Regions from separate parts of the Homo sapiens genome. Here region 1 is linked to region 2. The links are chromatin contacts, found by Hi-C in ENCODE. All regions are on one chromosome and are shown on one strand. The core of a region is the stretch at or near the end of the contact, and the rest is flanking DNA. Distances in the headings are between cores, read along the strand shown.

The links. A loop is a pair of places that touch in the nucleus more often than their neighbours do. Pooled maps may share reads with other maps.
Region 1: a map of B cell shows a loop between it and region 2 (19-fold over the local background). The contact joins the promoter of COPS9 here to the promoter of HDAC4-AS1 in region 2. A Hi-C loop is called at or near these places in 7 of 168 maps with a recorded cell type or tissue (B cell, CD4-positive, alpha-beta T cell, CD8-positive, alpha-beta T cell and 3 more), 14 of 37 single-sample maps with no recorded cell type and 18 of 50 pooled maps.

The regions. Positions count from the first base shown.
Region 1 is chr2:240,134,494-240,138,228 of GRCh38, forward strand. COPS9 (COP9 signalosome subunit 9) reads right to left here and starts at 1,812. Exons shown (of 3, transcript NM_001163424.2): 1 at 1,729-1,812. The coding sequence starts at 1,791. RefSeq lists a silencer at 1,624-1,673 and enhancers at 2,114-2,213, 2,224-2,333.
Region 2 is chr2:239,399,503-239,402,860 of GRCh38, forward strand. HDAC4-AS1 (HDAC4 antisense RNA 1) reads left to right here and starts at 1,934. Exons shown (of 2, transcript NR_135575.1): 1 at 1,934-2,034; 2 at 2,573-2,855. HDAC4 (histone deacetylase 4) reads right to left here and starts at 1,518. Exons shown (of 27, transcript NM_001378414.1): 1 at 1,476-1,518. RefSeq lists silencers at 1,167-1,336, 1,347-1,786, 1,807-1,926, 2,197-2,466 and an enhancer at 2,597-2,726.

The DNA.
Region 1 (3,735 bases), core at 562-3,061, 730 kb after region 2:
GGCAGTGGAAAAACCATGTCACAACCCAAGCTGGGCAATCTGAAGCCCTCAGGATTTTGGGTCCTGTTTAGAGTCAACCGGTGACAGAGGGAGCAGATTCCTCTGACAGCAGCACCCTGGACAGCTGGCCACAGGTCCTGCTGCTGCCCTGGCCCCAGCATTCACAAGGCCGCTTGCTCAGACCTGCCCTGATCCCCACATAGCTGCATGCCCTTGTTCCCTTTCAGACACTCTCAGAAAAGCCAGGACACTCAGTCTCCTCCCCTGGCTTCTCAGCCACCCTCCCTGTCCCCATCAGCACAGTAAGCCACGCGCATTCTACCACTTGAAGCTTGTCCCTACCTCCATCTGCCTCATTCACACCCTCTTCAACTCTCCTGTTCTCCCTGCTCTCATTTTTCTACCCTCTCACCCGTAAATGCTGCCACCCTACAGAGCAAGTCGGAGCCTCTCACTCCCCACTGTAAAGCCCTCCGGTGGCTCCACATCGCCTAGGACTGTGAAGCCTAGGACTGTAAAACAGGACTGAGAAGCCTGGGTTTAATGGAAGTGCTTCGGGAGCGGGGTGCACAGAGCCACCCTCTTTAGCATGGTTCCAGATGGTTTCACGATCTGGGTAGGGAGAGAGTCCCTACCCACTGTCTCCCCTCTCTCTGGCACTGCACGCTCAACCATGTTAAACGACACAACATTCCCTTCCCTTGGTGAGCCAGTCGGCATCCCCCAACCCAGGGCTCTGCTCCTGCCGGGCCTTCATCCCCCACTACCTGGCAAACACCAATGTGTCCCCCAGCATTTGGCCACAGAGTCGACTCCTCAGCTGTACCTTTGCTGAGCCCCCTCAAAGCCCTGAGGGTCCATCCGTCGGTGCGCCTTCGGCTTTCTATGACACCTGGTATTTGCAATCAGCCGCTCTGCCATGCTATTACCTCCACAAGCACAAGGGCTGCCTCTGACCACCTCTGCAGCCCCTAAGCTTTGAGAAAGAGCACATAAGGCCCTGACATGTAGGAGCTGGCCTGCCACTCTGAGCTAGGCTGTGGTGCTCTCCTGCTGACCATAAACCATCTCAGAACGCTCACATCAGACAAGGTCACTCTGTGAACACAATAGAGACCAACAAAACCCCAAGACGACTGTATAATCCTGTATAATTAAAAAGAAGAACGAGGCCACTACGCAAAGCACATAAATGCCAGATGTCTCCTTTTCCGCTCCGACAGGAATGACGGCTGCTCCAGTCTTCCCTCATTCTAGTTAAGATTAAGAGGCCCAATCGGAGAATTATCCTCGCTTCCAAGGCACAGTAAAGCCCACTTTCTTCCCCCAAATCCCCTAACACGAGCTCAAATCCCACACGAGGTTATGGAGACGCACCGCGGGCCCCCATGGGGTGCTGCAGCCATCGAAGAGCAGCAAACGCAACTCCTCTGACCACGGGTGTGTTCCCGGGGGCCGTGGGGGCACCCAGCAGGCACTCAACCCTCAGGCTGCGCCTCCTGGTCCCCCGGGCTAGGGCACACGCTTCCCGCCGCGGTCGGTCGCCGCCTTTCACCAGGTGCTCGGAGAAACCGGGATTTGCTCTCCGCGGGGCAGGGAGCCTGGGAGCCGCGCCCATCGCCCACCCGCCCGGCCTCCCCTCCCCGGGACCCGCGCACCAGGACGCCGCCCTTCCGCTCCCCCTTCCCCGCTCCCCACGCTCGGAGACTCCCGCCGGGCCCGTGCCACCTCGTCCAGGTCCACGTAGGGCCCGGCGCCCTCGGGGAACATCTCGTCCACCGCCGGCTTCATCTCGGGGCCGCGGCGCTCTAGGCTCACTTCCGGCCTCAGAGCCGCTTCCGGCGCGCGCCACATGGCAGATCTAGACGCCGGAGGACCGCGCCTCTGTGGTGCCCGCCCGCTGGGGTGCTCCCGGCCGCCGGCGCGTCCGCGGCCACCGGCGTTTGTCTTTGCGCTGGCGAGGGCGGGCGTCTGCAACGCCTCTGATGGGCGGCCGGGCGGCCACGGGGAGAAAAGGCTGCCAGCAATGGGAGCAGTGCCTGCAGAGCACGCCTCCGACCAGAGGCCGGATCCAGAATAAAGAAGGAGCCTCAGACTCTGCCGCAAAGACGGCCGGGTTCACAGGAGCCCAGGGCTTGACCTTCAGACGTTTGTCTGAAGAAGACACACTCGCGGCCAGTGAGCAGATGAAGAGGTGAAAGCAAACCAGGGCCCCACGGCCGCTGCACCCCTGGGACGCCCAGAGTCAAAAAAACAGCAAAACACGGGTGGAAGGGTGCGCGGCACACGGGGCCCCTCGCACCGCGGCGGGGAGTGAGACGCGGCAGCCGGGGCGGGAGACGGGGGGGGGCAGGTCCCAGAAAATCAAACACGGACACCCACGTGGCCCAGCACTCCCCTTCCGGGCACAAGCCCAGAGGACCAAAAGCCGAGGCTCCAAGGGGCGTCTTTACCCCACGTTCACAGCAGCGTTATTTATAATAAATGAAAAAGGGAAGCGTCCCCCGCTGTCCCTGCCCATCGATGGATACGTGCATAAGCAAATGTGGGCCATGCACACTGTGGAACATTACTCAGCCTTTAAAAGGAAGGGAATGCCGACACCTGCTGCCACGCGCAGGAACATTGAGGACGCTCTGCCGAGGGAAACGGGCCAGTCCTAAGACAAACACCGCATGATTCCACTCAGCCGAGGCCCCTAGAGGAGTCAAAGTCATAGAGACAGAAAGTAGAAGGGGGTTATCAGGGTCTGGGGAAGGGGAAATGGGGAGTTCGTGTTTAGTGGGGACAGATTTTCAGCCTTGACAGATGAAAAGGATCTGTAGAGGCTGCTGGTGATGGCTGCACAGTTCGTGAATGTGCTTAACGTCACTGAAATGTGGTTAAGATGGAAACAATTTGTGAAGTTTTACCGTAATGAAAAAAACAACAAAAAAGAATGTGACAGAAATGCGAGGGAAAGGAGAAGGAAAGGGGTAAGAGGAGGGAGAAGGTTGGAGGAAGAGAGGGAGAGAGGAAGAACAGGGGAGGGAAGGAGAGAGAGCAACAGGTCCTGGAACTAGACTTTGCCAAAGATTCCTTGCTCAGCCAGACTTCGGTGGCCTCCTAACCTCCTCCCAGGCCCATCTGTGCACTGCATTGTCAGGTTCAGTTTTCGCAGAGAGCCCTGCTAAGTTGGTTTAGCCAGAGCCCCCCACCCTGGATATTGGATCGGGTTCCTGGTCCCCCAGCATCCCCAGGATGTCTGATGGCCCAGACCTGTCTTCAGCGAAAGCCCTGCGGGGTCGGCCGAGCCAGCATCCCGTCCCGCACTGTGTTCCTCCCAGTCATTTGCCACCCGCGACCCCACCTGCTCCTCAGCCGCAAACCCCCACTGCCTGTGCTGTTCGGAGCTGAGCCTGGTCTCCCTCCCCCACTGCAAGATCCCGTTGCAGTGGTCCCCACACCCGTCTCCAGGGTTCGGAACAACTTCTGAAAATTTCCAATAATGTTTTCCTTTAACAGGCCTTAGAGGAGTTGGGTTTGGGGGTTAGGCTGTAGAGAAGGGGAGTGGGGGGCGGCATGGATGAGGGTAGTTCCAGGGACAGGAATTGAGCTGAAATGTGAGGGGTGTGTGTGGCCTGAAAAGGGGCCGCCTGGCCTGAGTGGACAGTGTGGGACGCAGGGAGAAGCTGGCAGTGGATATTGGGTGAGCCTCATGCCATGCCAATGTGCATCACCCTGAAGGACCCAAGT
Region 2 (3,358 bases), core at 684-3,183:
TTATCAGAAGCAATTAAAACTCCAGGCAACCACGATCATATTACAAAAGAAAAAGTGAAACCAGGTCAAGGTGCAAACCTGCCAGTATCCCCCCAGTCCTGCTGGGCTGGCGCTGGGCCAGGACTGTTTACAGGCTTACTCCCAGGCCTTAACTGCTTCGGTGATTTGTGGGAATAAACAGAAAAGCCTGAACAGAGAAAAACGGGGCGGCAAAGTGACTGCACAGGCCCTTTCCTCCCTCACGGAGAGCAAGCAGAACTGCTCTCAGCAAGCAATTAGGTAGGTCTCTACAGTCATGCAATTAGGATTTAGTGAAGAAAGTCATTAGTTTTAAAATAACTTAAGTTTAATTTCTGCAACGCTTTATTTGAAAACTGTGTCACAGCAGGTCAATTTACAACATGCAATAAAGAAAACACTCATATCAGCTGCCTCAAGTTATTACAAATTTTTGATGTGCATTAAATGAGTACACTGGGTTCCACCCCCGGCCTTTCCAACTGATACGCACGGTCTCCTCCTATAACAGTGTCAAATAATTCAACGCTCAATGTAAATACGAGATAATTTGCTTATGATTCCGTGGTGTGTTTTCGCAACGCCGGCAAACGCGGATCCCACCCCCGAGCGGGACCGGGCCCCGTCTCGGCCTGCTGGCGCCCTGCGGGCTGAGCCGAGCGGGTCCCGGGCAGCCCCCCGCCCTCCCGCGACCCCCCGGGCGCTCGCAGCGGCGACGACAAGCGCGGGGCCGCGGACCCCCGGCAGGGACGTTTTTCTGCAAACTCACAGCATTTGACAAAGTTACATAAACGGCGCCCGGCCGGCCCCGGCGCCCGCCCGCCCCCGCCCTCACTCCCGGCGGCCCGGAGCCCACCTGCTCGGGGGGCGCGGGCCCCGCACCGGGAGACGGCGCCGCTGCCTGCCGTGCCCACCCCCGCGCCCCCGCCCCGGCGGGCGAAGCCGCCTCGCGGCGCGGGTGGAAAGGTCCAGAAGGGGCCGGGCGGCCCTGGGGACCGGCGGGTCCCACGGCGCGCGGCCAGCGCTGGCCCCCGCCTCCCACGGCCGCGCGCGGGGCGGGTGTGGACCGGCGGCGTCCACCTGCCGCGGGCTCCAAGGCCTGCAGGCTGCGCGGGGCGCGGGGCGGGCGGCGGACAATGGCCCGCGGGCGCCGGGCCGGGGCTGCGCTTACCGCGGCGGGCGGCGGCGGCCGGCTCTAGCCCTGCTCCGGCGCTCCGCGCCGCATCTCCTCAGCCTGCGCCGCCACCCGCCGGCGCGCGGGCTCGGGCTCGGGCGGCGACAGCCGGGACGCGGCCACGGCGCCGCCGGGGGCCCAGGCTGGGAGGCTGTTCGGGCGGCGGCGGCGGCGGCGCGGGCGGGTGCGCGGGCTCGGGCTCGGGCTCGGGCGGCGGCGGGGACGGTGCTCCGCGGCGGCGGCCCCACAACCTCCCCTCCTCATTCACAAAAAATTGACCCACGTTGAACCATGATGCTTCTCCCCACTCCAGCGTCGAGCCAGGCGGCGATAGGCCACCCCGCACGCCCGTCAGCCGGCCCGGCCCCGCCCAGCCAGCCGGCGGCTCGCCAACCATTGGCTGCGGCAGCCTTGCGTCACCTCCCCTTGCGGGCCCCGCCCTCCCGCCTGGTTTCTAATGAAGAGCTCGTCAATTACGGCTCGGCCCCGCCTCCCGCCCGCCCGCCCCGGGCGCCTGGCCGGCCTTCCATTGGCCCGCTGAAACCTGCGCACAGCCCGTCTGCTCCCACCCCTCGCCCAGCGGCTGCTCAACCGCGGGGCCGGATGCCCTATGAGCGGCAGAGAGGCTCCACCCCTGCCCGCCTCCCCGCACGCGTCCTGGACCTCATTGGCTGCTGGAGCTGCCAATTCTAGAGGGTGGGGCGTACCAAAAGACGCTCCAGGCGCCAGCCGCTGGGTGCTTCGCGGTTGAGGAGGCGCAGGGACCGGGGGCCAGTAGTGGCCGTAAACACGGGCCCCGGCCGTGTCCGGTCGCACTCGGTAGCCCGCATGGCTGCCTAGCGGTCAGCACCGCATGTCTGCGAGCCTAATTCGCGCTTAGAGGGCACACAATGGGGTGCAGGCTAACGCGGGGAGCCGGCCAGGCCTCGCCGCGGCGTCCATCTTGGATACTGGCAGTGGGTCACGTGGTGCTGCGTGCGCACGGAGGCGCAGGGCGGCCCGGTCACTGAGTGCGCAGGCGCCGTGGGCCTCGCCCTGCCCCGCGGCGGGAACGCGGCCGTGAGGGTGTGGGGTGTAGGTCCGCCAGGCCTGCAACGGCTGCCGAGGGTCGTGGGATGCGCTCGCCGCGTCCCTGCTCAGGCGGAGGGAGCCCGGCCCGCCGCCAGGGTCTCGAGTCCGGGTCCAGGCAGGCGTGGAGGTGGCGGGAACGGCGCACCGCCCGGGTGGGCGTTGTTTTAAGGCCGCAGGGCTTGGGAGGCTTGTGTTGAGTTACAGGTCGGCCCGTAGATCCCCGGAAGCGCCTTTGGTTGCCAGCAGGTGTCGGCGAGGGTCTTCAGTGGCCACCCTCCTGGTGGTGATGTTTCCGTTTCTTTCCAACAGGAGTATGACAACTTTTCAACTTGAGTGCACACACTGTCCCCGGAATCCCGCGTTCCAGGGAGGAAGCGCCTTTGACAGCGCGCGCCGGTTCGTGGGGCCCGACGGCGTGGGCCTGTGGTTGCGGACCTGGCGGAGATGCGCGTTCGCTTCGATTGTAGGCCATTCCTTTTAGGAGCTGAGAAAGGATCCGTTTTTACAGCATTCTCGACCTGTGATTCTTGGTGGGGGAAACTAGTTATGTGGATAAAAATACAGTTAGCAAAATAAAAATGCCAATTTTACATTTCCTTAAATATCTCATTAATAATTAGAAAACTTTGGTCATTGCAAGAAATGCTTAGGCTAAACTTAGAAGGAAAGGAATGGTGAATTAGAGAACTTTAAAACAAGATACAGCTGAAGAAAAGGAGAGCAATTACGGGGTTTTGGAGACTTGGCTGCTGATGGAAACGGTGCACTATCTAATTTTCATGTAGAATGAAACAGGGTCTGTAGCTAGCTAACATCTAGATAAGATTCAGTATCATTTGACAGGATTCTCAAAAACATACAATCACGAGAAAATATTAAAACCTGCCTGTAAGTCTACCAAAGTTAGTTTTTCACGTACAAAGAGAAGTGCCTGCGCAAAAAGTCACGTGAAACGAGCTCTGGGATCTAATGCTTGCAGAGGTAATTTTTAAAAAGTAGATTTCCATTAGAAGGAATGGGTAGCCCCATTGCTGCGTGCCATTTAGTCCTCACAGGAGTCCTGAGAGGCACTCCAGCAGAGTGAGGCACCACGCA